2 separate regions of the Homo sapiens genome follow, and region 2 is linked to region 1. The links are chromatin contacts, found by Hi-C or POLR2A ChIA-PET in ENCODE. All regions are on one chromosome and are shown on one strand. The core of a region is the stretch at or near the end of the contact, and the rest is flanking DNA. Distances in the headings are between cores, read along the strand shown. Region 1 has its middle 57 kb from the start of MSH6. Region 2 has its middle 93 kb from the start of FOXN2.

The links. A loop is a pair of places that touch in the nucleus more often than their neighbours do. ChIA-PET counts read pairs that join two places held with the same protein, here RNA polymerase II (POLR2A). Pooled maps may share reads with other maps.
Region 2: a map with no recorded cell type shows a loop between it and region 1 (2.9-fold over the local background). The contact joins two enhancer-like sites. A Hi-C loop is called at or near these places in 1 of 168 maps with a recorded cell type or tissue (posterior vena cava), 3 of 37 single-sample maps with no recorded cell type and 4 of 50 pooled maps. POLR2A ChIA-PET finds 5 or more read pairs at or near these places in 1 of 52 experiments (T-cell).

What each region holds. Positions count from the first base shown.
Region 1 is chr2:47,722,820-47,728,793 of GRCh38, reverse strand. No RefSeq gene overlaps it. Among named protein-coding and RNA genes, the nearest start is that of MSH6, 57 kb to the left of the region's middle. RefSeq lists an enhancer at 4,100-4,549. Within about 2 kb of position 4,458, at least 4 of the 41 ENCODE cell types and tissues checked have a DNase peak (open chromatin) inside an H3K27ac peak, as active enhancers do.
Region 2 is chr2:48,218,964-48,224,733 of GRCh38, reverse strand. No RefSeq gene overlaps it. Among named protein-coding and RNA genes, the nearest start is that of FOXN2, 93 kb to the left of the region's middle. Within about 2 kb of position 2,658, at least 2 of the 41 ENCODE cell types and tissues checked have a DNase peak (open chromatin) inside an H3K27ac peak, as active enhancers do.

The DNA of each region.
Region 1 (5,974 bases), core at 3,209-5,708:
TCAGAAGGCTGAGTGGGGAGGATCGTTTGAGCCAGGGAAGTCAAGGCTACAGTGAGCTGTGATCACTCAGAAGAACAAAGATCACCTGGTTACCATCAAGCAGGCCATCCAGAGACAAAACTCCTTATCTGAGGAATTTAGAAGTAATTAGCCTTCCCTGTTACCTAAAGTCAGCATCTGGTTCCAGGCCTCTTTCCCCAAAATTTATAAATAACTAGAATTTCTATACATCTCCAGAATGCATGCATGTTGAAACTCATTGTGCAACCCTTGCTGACATTAAGACACCAAAATGTCTGCAAATGTAATCAATAATCATGACCTATGTGCACTAATATGGTCTGAAGTACCCTTAAACTCTCGCTTTAAGGTCCATAAATATCCCTAAGGAAAATCCACCATGGCGTGCTCAGTTCTCTTAATGATGCGCCTGGCTGCACTTTTCTGCAGTGTACTTTCTATCTAATAAAACTTGACTTTTCAAATCTATTCTGCTGTCAGTAGATTCTTCTTACCAACCTGCAAGTCAACCACTTTCTGATGCCAGGGCTCTGACCTCACCTTGTCAGAGGTGTTTGGACCGGAACAACTCCATCTTGAATAGGGGCTGGGTAAAATAAGGTTGAGACCTGCTGGGCTGCATTCCCAGGAAGTTAAGGCATTCTAAGTCACAGGATAAGATAGGAGATCAGCACAAGATACAGGTGATAAAGACCTTGCTGCTAAAACAGGTCGCAGTAAAGAAGCTGGCTAAAACCCACCAAAACCAAGAAGGCTACAAGAGTGATCTCTGGTCTTTCTCACTGCTACACTCCCACCAGCGCCATGACAGTTTACAAATGTCATGGCAACGTCAGAAAGCTACCCTATATGGTCCAAAAAGGGGAGGCATGAATAATCCACCACTTATTTAGCATGTAATCGAGAAATAACCATAAAAATGGGCAACCAGCAGCCCTTGGGGCTGCTCTGCCTCTGGAGTAGCCATTCTTTTATTCCTTTACTTTCTGAATAAACTTGCTTTCACTTTATGGATTCACCTCAAATTCTTTATTGTGCGAGATCCAAGAACATCGTCTTAGGGCCTGGATTGGGACCCCTTTCCAGTAACAACCTGGTAATCGCCCCCACTGCACTCAGCCTGGGCAACAGAGTGAAAACCTGTCTGAAAAAAAAAATGTATTTGAATGGACACTTCCACAAAGATGATATATGGATGGCAAATAAATACATGCAAAAAATATTTTTTTCTTTTCTTGAGACAGGGTCTCACTCTGTTTTCCAGGCTGGAGTGTAGCAGTGCAATCTCGGCTCACTGCAGCCTCGACCTCCCCAGCTTCAGCCATCCTCTCACCTCAGCCTTCCGAGTAGCTGGGACTACAGGTGCATACCACCATGCCCAGTTAATTTTTAATTTTTTTTGAGAGATGGGGTCTCACTATGTTGCCCAAGCTGGTCTTAAATTTTTGGGCTTAAGTGATCCATCTGGCTTAACCTCCTAAAGTGCTAGGATTACAGGCATAAGCCACTGCACCCGGCTGCTAAAATGTTAAACATGATTAGTCATTAGGGAAATGCAAATTAAAACCAAAGTGTAATACCACTACACATCTATTAGAATAGCTTAAAAAAAAAAAAAACCAACAAACCCAAGTTCTGGCAAGAATGCACAGTGACTGCAATGCTCATATAATGTAGTAGCCATACAGAATAATATAGTCTCTTTGGGAAACAATTTGGCAGTTTCATATAAATTTCAACATTTATCATAAAACCCAGAAATCCCACTCCTAGGTATTTACCCAAGAGAAATGAAAATTTATAGCTGGGGATGCTGGTGTGTACCTGTAGTCCCAACTACTCAGGAGGCTGAGGTGGGAGAATTGCTTGAGTCCAGGAGTTTCGGATCAGCCTGAGCAACATAGTGAGACCAGTCCCTGTCCCCAAAACAATTTTTTAAAAGAGAAAATCTATGTTTATAGCAGCTTTATTCATAAATGAAAAAAATTGGAAAAAACCCAGATGTACCTAAATCAGAGCATAACTAATATGTGGTACATCCATCAGTGAAGTGTTATTTAGCAATAAAAAGGAATGACTATTGATGTATAGAGCATCATGGACATGTATCAATTGTCTTATGCTAAATGAAAGAAGCTAAACTCAAAACCTTCATACCTTATGTTTCCATTTATATATTTTGGAAAAGTTAAAACTATAGGGACAGGGACAGGGGAGGTGGCTCATGCCTGTAATCCCCACACTTTGGGAGGCCAAGGTGGGAAGCTCACTTGAGGCCAGGAGTTGGAGATCATCCTGGGCAAGATGGTAACGGTGAGACCCCCAATCTACAAAAAAGTTTTTTTTTTGTTTTGTTTTTTGTTTTTTTAAATTAGCTGGGCATGGTGGCACAAGCCTGTAGTCCCAGCTACTCAGTAGGCCAAAGCAGGAGAATTGCTTGAGCCCAGGAGTTTGAGGCTGCTGTGAGCTGTGATCATACAACTGAATTCCAGCCTGGATAAGAGAGTGAGACCCCATCTCTAAAATAAAAAAATTAATAATAAAAAATAAAAACTATGGGGATAGAAAACAGATCAGTAGTTGCCAGGGACAGGGCCTGGGGAAAGTTTGGCTATAACTGGGCCCAGGGAACTGTGGCTGAGGGAACTGATTTACATCTTGACTGCGGTGGATGACTATAGTCAAAACTCACAATGCTATACACTAAAAAGGGTGAATTTTACTGTATGTAAATTATACCTTAAAAATTTTTTCTATTCTTTTTTTTTTAGAGACAGAGTCTTACTCTGAAGCCCAGGCTGCAGTGTAGTGATGCAATCATAGCTCACTGTAGCCTTGAATCCCTGGGCTTGAGAAATACTCCCGCCTCAGTCTCCTGGGCAGCTAGGATTACAGGCCCACTCCACCATGCCTGGTTAATAAAAAAAAAAAAAAATTATAGAGATGGGATTTCCCTATGTTGCCCAGTCTGGTCTTGAACTCCTGACCTCAAGCGATCCTTCTGCCTTAGCCTCCCAAAGTGCTGGGGTTACAGGCATGAGCCACTATGCCCAGCTAATTTTTTAAATGCATGAAAAACAGGAAGGTTACAACAGCTTGTAGGTCCTTGACCAGAGCTGGCAAATTCTACAAGCGTTCTTTCCAGAGTGAGGCCAGTTTTTTTCTTTCTTCTTCTTTTTTTTTGGGACAGAGTTTCACTCTGTTGTTCAGGTTGGAGTTCAGTGGCGCAATCTCAGCTCACTGCAACCTCCGTCTCGGGTTCAAGTAATTCTCGTGCCTCAGCCTCCTGAGGTTGCTAAATTGGAGATACTAAGGACCAACAGTACTCGTGTTCATCTTGCCTGAGAGGGATGTTACAGGGCAGTCAACAGAGCCAAGAGCTGGGGATTACAGGCATGCGCCACCAAACCTGCTTAATTTTTGTATCTTTAGTAGAGATGGGGTTTTGCTGTGCTAGCCAGGCTGGTCTCGAACTCCTGGCCTCAAGTGATCTGCCCGCCTTGGCCCCCCAAAGTGATGGGTGGCCTAAGCCACTATGCCCGGCCCATTGTCTTTCAAAGCTCCATCACTATGTATTTCCGGGCCAGCAAAATCTTCTAAATTCAAGATCCTTTGCAGCCTGCTGATTGGTGGCTTGAAATCTGAGGGTTAGTGGACTCTGGTCTACATGGGAAAAGTACAAAGGGCAAGAGAAAGCAAGCAGGAGTCCAGGTCACTGAGAGAGCAGCTGACCCTGCCTCCTATCTCCAAATGGGCAGCGGGGCCTGTGGGAGGTAAAGCCCCTATCTCCCACTATTCCTGCAATCTATTCTTCTGGTTCCTTTGGGTAACGCCTTCTTTTTCCAGGTGGCCTGTGAAGCTGTCAATCATGATGCTCGTATATACTCATCTCCCCCACTCTCACCCCAGGAACAGACACGTAAGCCAGGATGACACAGCCAAACAAACTACTCCTTTTCACAGTCCACAGTGATTCATGGAGGGAGGGCACACAACCAAATCAAGGCCAAACAGGATCATCCTGGAGACCACTAAGTAGATAATTGAGAGAGAATTTCTCTCTTCACTGAGGTTGCTAAATTGGAGATACTAAGGACCAACAGTACTCGTGGTCATCTTGCCTGAGAGGGATGTTACAGGGCAGTCAACAGAGCCAAGAGCTGGGGAGGGAACCAGGCCCTGGTAACGTGTGTTGAGCCACTGGATCCAGTCATGCATGAAGTCAGAACCAACCTGGGGCTTCCCAATTATTGAACCATTACTTCCTCTTTTCTCTTGACTGGTTTGAGTTGAGGTTGTTTCTCTCTACATAGGAGTCTTTACTAATACACAATTAAACTTGTACTGTTCTATGGTCATGCACCACTGACAGTTCCACTCAGATGAGTTCGACCAACGGCAAAGGACACCTGCTTTGTGCCAGGCACTGGGGATACAGAGTTGACGAAGACACGGCCCTGCCCCAGAGGAACTCAGAGTCTTATGGAGGAGACAGAAGTATCAGCAAATGCTAAGTGGTCAGATAGAGATTAGTTAACACAAGGAACTATTAGAACACAGGAACCAAGCACTTGCCCCAGCCTGGAGATTCGAATAAGTCTTCTTAGAGATGACCTGTGAGCTGAGTCTCGAAGCCTCACCCATGTGAAAAGATAAAAGAAAGCATCTTTTGGGCAGAGGCATGAGCAAAGACCTGGCAGGGCAAGACAGCATGATGTGTGCAAAAAAATAAAAACACTTGGGTGTTTCTAGAGGAATGCTGTCTAGTAAAAGTCTGTGTTGATGGGAATGTTCTATTTCTATGCTGTCCAGTATGCAATCTCTAGCTAGTAAGCACTTGAAATGTGGATAGTGCAACTGAGAAACTAAATTTTTAATTTTATTTTAACTAAAACTTAGGCCAGGCACAGTGGTTCAGGCCTGTAATCCTAGCACTTTGGGAGGCTAAGATGTGAGGATTGCTTGAGCACAGGAATTCAAGACCAGCCTGGGCAACATAGTGAGACCCCATCTCTACAAAAAATAAAAAATTAGCCGGGCGTGATGGTGCATGCCTGTAGTCCTAGCTACTCAGGAGGCCGAGGTGAGAGGATCCCTTGAGCCTGGGAGGGTGAGGCTGCCGTAAGCCGTCATCACGCCACTACCCTCCAGCCTCAGTGATAGAGTGAGACCCTGTCTAAAATCAAATAATGAAATTTAAAGAGCTGCTTGCAGCTGGTGGCTACCATATTAGACAGTGTAGTGACTGTACGCAGTGAAGTGCAAGGCAGGAGGTGGTGAGAGGTCAGGCAGGCCAGGAGAGCTCCATGAAGGGCCATGAATGCCATTTCAAGGGTGTTGGACTTTAACCAGAAGGTGATGGGGAGTCTTTGGAAGGTGGTAAACTGAAGTGACTTATGTCATCTCAATGGACCAGAAGAAGCCTGGAGTTAGAAGGATGTTGCTCTAGCTGGAGGTAGAACATCTGAAGGTCTGAAACATGGAAATAGCAGAAGGGTTGGTGGGAGGGGCTGATCCAAGAAGCTTCGGAGGATAGAGTCAGCAGGACTGAGTGGTCCCTTGGTTTTGGAGGGTGGGGCTGCATCTTCTGTGTAGGATTTACAAGAAAGATGGGTTCTTGGGTAGTAGGGCTTGGATAGGTTGCTGTTCCCTGGCAGGACTAGAGGTTGGGGGTTCTGGAGCAGCTCCCAGATCCCAAGGCCCCACTTCTCTACAGGTGAGGCTCTGTTAAAGTCAAAGAAGCAGGTTGAAGAGACATATTCCCCAGCTGTTTGTTGTTTCTTGTTAGCTTGAAGGATCATGGCAGCTTGGAAAACTTCGGAGTCTGATTGTAAATACTGGCCAACTGCAGGAGCGGGAAGGCTCTCCAAAAGACAGAGGGGTGGTTTAAAGTCTTTTGTAATTAAGAAAATACCTGGATTGTGAGGCAACTCTAATGCTCTCATGACATCCA
Region 2 (5,770 bases), core at 1,409-3,908, 500 kb before region 1:
CAGCTAACTTTTGTAATTTTGGTAGAGACAGGTTTTCACTATGTTGACCAGGCTGGTCTTGAACTCCTGGGCTCAAGCGATCCTCCTGCCTCAGCCTCCCAAAGTGCTGGGATTACAGGCATGAGCCACCATGCCTGGCCTGTTATTGCTATTGTGAATAATGTTACAATAAACCTTCTTCCATACATATCTTGTTGTACGGGTCCGAGAATTTCCTTGGGGTTTATGCCTTGGAGTGGAATCGTTGAAGTATAGAATATGTCCAAAACAGAACTTATTGTGTTACCCTCAAAACATGACTTCTTTCTACTTCTCTGTTTCTGTAACACCCCAATCACCAATCCTTTGACTCCCAGCCTCCCTTGTTGCCTATATCCAATTGATTGCTGAGCCTGAGAAGCTTTTGCTTTCCCATTATATCACCCATCTCTCCTGTTCAAGCTTCATTAATTCTCTCCCCTGTGCTTCCTATTCTTTCTAAATATCGTCGTTAATAATTTCAATCACATGCTTTTCTTGTTCAACTTCTTTCTGTGGCTGCCTATTGACTATGAGTTTAAGTAAACTCCATAATCCAACATTCAAAGCTCTCAACAGAGAAGGTGAGAGTTGGAAGGGACCTTAGAGATCATCTTGTCAGATACACTTACCTACAAATGAGGAAACTGAGGCGCAGATAGGGAAAAGGATTTTATCAAAGTCACAAGGTGATCTGTTTGAACAATTTTATGAGTTCTGCAAGCATTCCAGGAAGAAAGCGAAGAGATGCTTGTGATATTCCGTCTTGAATTAAGGACAGAGGAGTGGAACAGTTGTAGTTGGGACAATTAGCATGATTATATCACAGTGAGAAAAAATATTGAGACTATTGGACTGGTAGAAATGAACCATTAGAAAAATGGACTCTTTTGTTACTATGTTGAGTGTAACAATTGTTGCACTACATTAGGATGTAAGTGTTGTTTGGGACTGAAAGAGTAGAGCTGTGCTCTTTAGTCATTGTGCATGAGAGTCATGTTTTTAAAAGAAGAAACTAGAAAGAGGTGGTGGAGGTGCCCTAGATGAGTGGTATGGGTAGTAGGGTTAAAATTGAAATGTCTCTCTGTCTCTCTCTCCCTGTCCCTAACCCATTTTTTTTTTTTTTTGAGATGGAGTCTCACTGTGTCGCAAGGCTAGAGTGCAGTGGCGTGATCACTGCAACCTCCACCTCCCAGGTTCAAGCGATTCTCCTGCCTCAGCCTCCCGAGTAGCTGGGACTACAGGCATGCACCAGCATGCCCAGCTAATTTTTGTATTTTTGGTAGAGATTGGGTTTCACCACATTGGCCAGAATGGTCTTGATCTCTTGACCTTGTGATCCACCCGCCTCGGCCTCCCAAAGTGCTGGGATTACAGGCGTGAGCCACCACAGCTGGCCAAACCCACTCTTTTCTCAACCACAGGTCAGTTTTGTCAGTCTTGCTTGTGAAATAGTAATGAATAGTATTTACTGAATGCTTTCTGAATGCTAACTGCTATACCTGGATTACCTCATTCAATCCTCACATCAGCTTTATAACTATCCTCGTTTTATAGATGTGCCACATTGGGCAAATAGAGAGTGTAGGACATATGGCCAAAAAGGGAATAGTGGGTCATAAAATGTCACACTTCAGCCTGACACAATTTGGAGAATAGGAAACAAGACCCTGAGTATGCCTAAAATTTTTGCTGTCATTATTTGAGGATAGACTATAGACACTGTAGATGCCTTGTAAAATAGGACAAGTCCTGAGAACCTTGGGATTGAGTTCATGTTAGAAGGACTCAAAATTTATATTAGAGGAGTCTGTCTTTATTTTGTTTTTCTTTGCATTTGTTTCTCTTTTGGCCTCCCTTAGTGTCCAATAAAGCCTGTCTGTTTTGTGGGAAGGTGGTCCAAGGGAAGGCCTTTTGTGTTTGTTTACCTTGAGCCAGAGTGTTTAAGAGGCACCAGCATGCTCATGGAGGGAGAGGACATCTACAGATGAAAGGTGGAAGTCATGGAGATAGCCATCCTAGTACTACAAGAGCTTCCTTCTCTCTCTCTCCTGGAGTGTTCCCTTTCTGTGCAAAAACCTGGAATTCCACACAAGTTCCAACCAGAAAGAACAATGTTGGCTCTTCCAACTGGAATGGTTCATGATACAAAGCAAGTAGGGAAGGTTGTAAGAAAAGATGAAAGCAAAAAATTTTCCCCTTTAATTAAAAAAAAAAAAAATTTTGAGAGAGGATCTAGCATTGTTGCCCAGGTTGGAGTGCCCTGGGGTAATCTCGGCTCACTACAACCTCGACCTCCCAGGCTCAAGCAGTCCTCCTACCTCAGCCTCCAGAGTAGCTGGGACTATAGGCATGTGCCACTATGACCAGCTAATTTTTATATTTTTTTAGAGATGGGGTTTTGCTATGTTGTCCAGGCTGGTCTCGAACTCCTGGGCTCAAGCAATCCACCTGCCTCTGCCTCCCCAGGTTTTAGGATTACAGGCATGAGTCACTGAACTCTGCCTCCTCTTTAAACTGTCAATTAGTTGAAATTAGTAAGTATTGTGAGTCATGATGTGCTAATACAATGGTAGATATGATCCTTGACCTTAAAGTTAAACATCAAAGTTGAAAAGGTAAATATGTACATGAGCAGAATAGAAAACAAGTTAAAAATACATACAAAGCCTGTCATAAGACAACACGCCAAATGATGGGAGCAGATAGCAAATAGGTGATGCAAATATAGCAGGGAGGAAGAGCTCCCTGGCTCTGTAATCTTCCATTATGAGGGAGGAAGGACTTGAGCTAGGTGTTTAAAGAATTGTAACTGTTGGGTAAGTGGAAAGGAAGGAAAAATGACAGAAGCAGAGATGAGGATCAGGAAACATATAAGATATTTTGTAAAAGCAGTGATCGGATCTCTCTGGCTTGAACTATGAGTTCCTTTAGGAGACTAGTAGGCAATAAGACCTAACGGTGAAGGGCTTTGAATGCTAGGGTAAGGAATCTGACTTTACCCTGAAGACATGAGCACTCTTAAAGATTTTTTTTTTTTTAAATAGCAATGAGGTTTAATTTATTTTTATTTTCTTAGAGACAGAATGTCACTAAGTTGTCCAGGCTGGAGTGCAGTGGCTATTAACAGGCATGATCATTGCACACTACAGCCTCGAACTCCTGGGCTCAAGTGATTTTTCCTGCCTCAGCCTCCCAAGTAGCTGGGACTACCAGCATGTGCTACCACACCTGACATGTAAAGACGTCTGAGGCAGGAAGTTAAATAATGAAAGTTACTTTTATCTATTCTTTTCTTTTTTTTCTTTTTGAGATGGAGTCTCTCTTTGTCGCCCAGGCTGGAGTGCAGTGGAGCAATCTTGGCTACTGCAACCTCCGCCTCCCAGGTTCCAGCGATTCTCCCGACTCAACCTCCCAAGTAGCTGGGATTACAGGCACCTGCCACCATTCCCAGTTAATTTTTTTTGTATGTTTTCAGTAGAGACGGGGTTTCACCATGTTGGTCAGGGTGGTCTCAAACTTCTGACCTCAGGCGATCCACCTGCCTCGGCCTCCCAAAGTGCTGGGATTACAGGCATGTGCCACTGCGCCTAGCTGAAAGTTACTTTTTAAGATGACTGGTCAGGAGGGAGGTGTGTTAAGGAATTGTGGTAGAAAAACCTCAACATTTCAACAGCAAATGAGTTTTGAGACTTTTAATGTGTCAAATGTTTAGAAAATTCTGGATTCTTTTTTCTTATGCTAACTGCTGACTTGTGTTAGGGAGAAAGGAGAAAAAAGATCAGGTAGAATTTTATCTAAAGCAGAAGACAGCTACTTTGCTAGCATTTACCCACATTGCTGACATTTTGGGGACAACCAGGGCAGGGGCCACTTCCCCAGGAAAAGTAAAACACAGTTTTCAATACACAGATTGAATACAGGACCTTCAGAATTGGGGAAAAGTAAAGTCCTCAAAAGCCAGAGTGCTGTTCGTTCCTCTTTTAAAATAAATTTCTGTTTCTTTTTTAAAAAGAGAAACTGGTTTAAAATGTCTCATTGTAGTTATATGACCAGGACATTTCATATATAGAGAACTGGTTCTCTTTTCTTAGCTAGAAGTTTCTATAGGCCCAACATGCACCAAGATTCCCTTTGGAAATTAAACACCTCAGATGGGGGCCTCAGCTGCTAAGGACACATGCTATTTGCTCTCAGGAATGGAAGTGTTGCCAAGATCACTAATGGTGATTGCTTGTCAATAATCCCGGGAATGCTCCCTTACCAAGCAGATCTAAAGGGGCCAAATACCTACTCTAGGCCATCAAAGTCAGGTGGAGGACTGATGTAGAACAAACTTCTGCTTGCTAAATTGAAAGCAAGAAGACCCCACTGGGCAAGGTTTGGGATCAGGGTGGAGGTTTCTGGAATAAGGGACATAGAGAGGAGTTCAGGACCATACTCAGGTCTACATACCTAGTCAAGTGCTTTCTTCACTACACCAAGCTGCATATGTACCTACTATTAGGTTTAGAACCTTCTGCCACTCCCTTGCTCCCTCTTTAGCCACCTATAATTGTTTAGTTGAGTGAGAAGTTTTGAGCATAGTTCAATTCGGATCACATGCTGCCTTGGCAATGTGTGATCTGGGGCAGACTTTGCCTCAGAATCAGATTTATATATCACAGGACTCTGATTGCTTAACCTGACATATCCTTGATCTGTCCTAACCTCTGACAGTTGTTATCCATTAACCTACCTGCCCTCTTTTTCTGACATCTGATAACAGGGCCTGTACTTGTATTGGCCTGATACTGTCCAAATATTTGTACCATTGGTGTTCATTGCTCTGAATTAAATTTGCAACAATATGGTGATCCACTTTTTATGTGGTTTCAGGTTAGCTGTTTTCACAGACAAGTCACTCTAGGCAGAAACTGCTATCTAACTTGACATATGAATTTCATATAGCAACCAGCTTATGAGGCCCCATAGGGTGTGGTTCCCTTTGGTTAACAGTATTGACCTGGGAAGCTGGGATCTAGAGGCCAGAACAAATCAATGGGGGGAAGACTCACTGGAGAGCTGATAAAGTTGCAGCTGCTAGCAGTGAATCCAGTCCTGCAAAGGCATCCCAAAAATATGGCCACACAATGCTGGTTGTTGGAGGTACATGCATGTACTTCATGATTGGTGGGAATCGGAGGCCTTCAGAAATTTAGGCAGGGTGGTAGGCAGCTCAGGGAAGTCTGAGACTGGGTAGCAGGGGCCCAGCCACGTGATTCAGTTCAGGGCTGGGTATTGGTGATGGCAATCATGCTTGGAAAGCGAAGGAAGAACCAGGGATCTGGAATTTCCCCAACCAGTGGCTTGCTTACTGACTCTCCTTTAAAACATTCTTCAATTCTTTTGCCTCTGGGGACATCACTAGTTTACCTCCTCCAAACCTGCTCCTCTATCATCTCTGTACTTTGCTATCAACACAAACCTTAGGGCTCTGGTTTTACATTTAGCTCACCCCTTGGAACTGACCATTGAATTATTTTTCCTTCCCAGGATGTCCAGCTCAAAGGTAAGGAAGGAGCTGTTGGCCAGCTTTGTGCATGCTTAGGGCCATCCTGCTTCCAGATACCTTGACCTGGGACCCCTATATACCTGGAAGAAGAGATTGGATGTGATGGAACTAAGTAGTTTACTGAGACAAAAATGAGGTAATAGGGATAGGAACCTAATTATTAGAACTAAGGTACTAGGACTGGTAGACTTGGTTTGA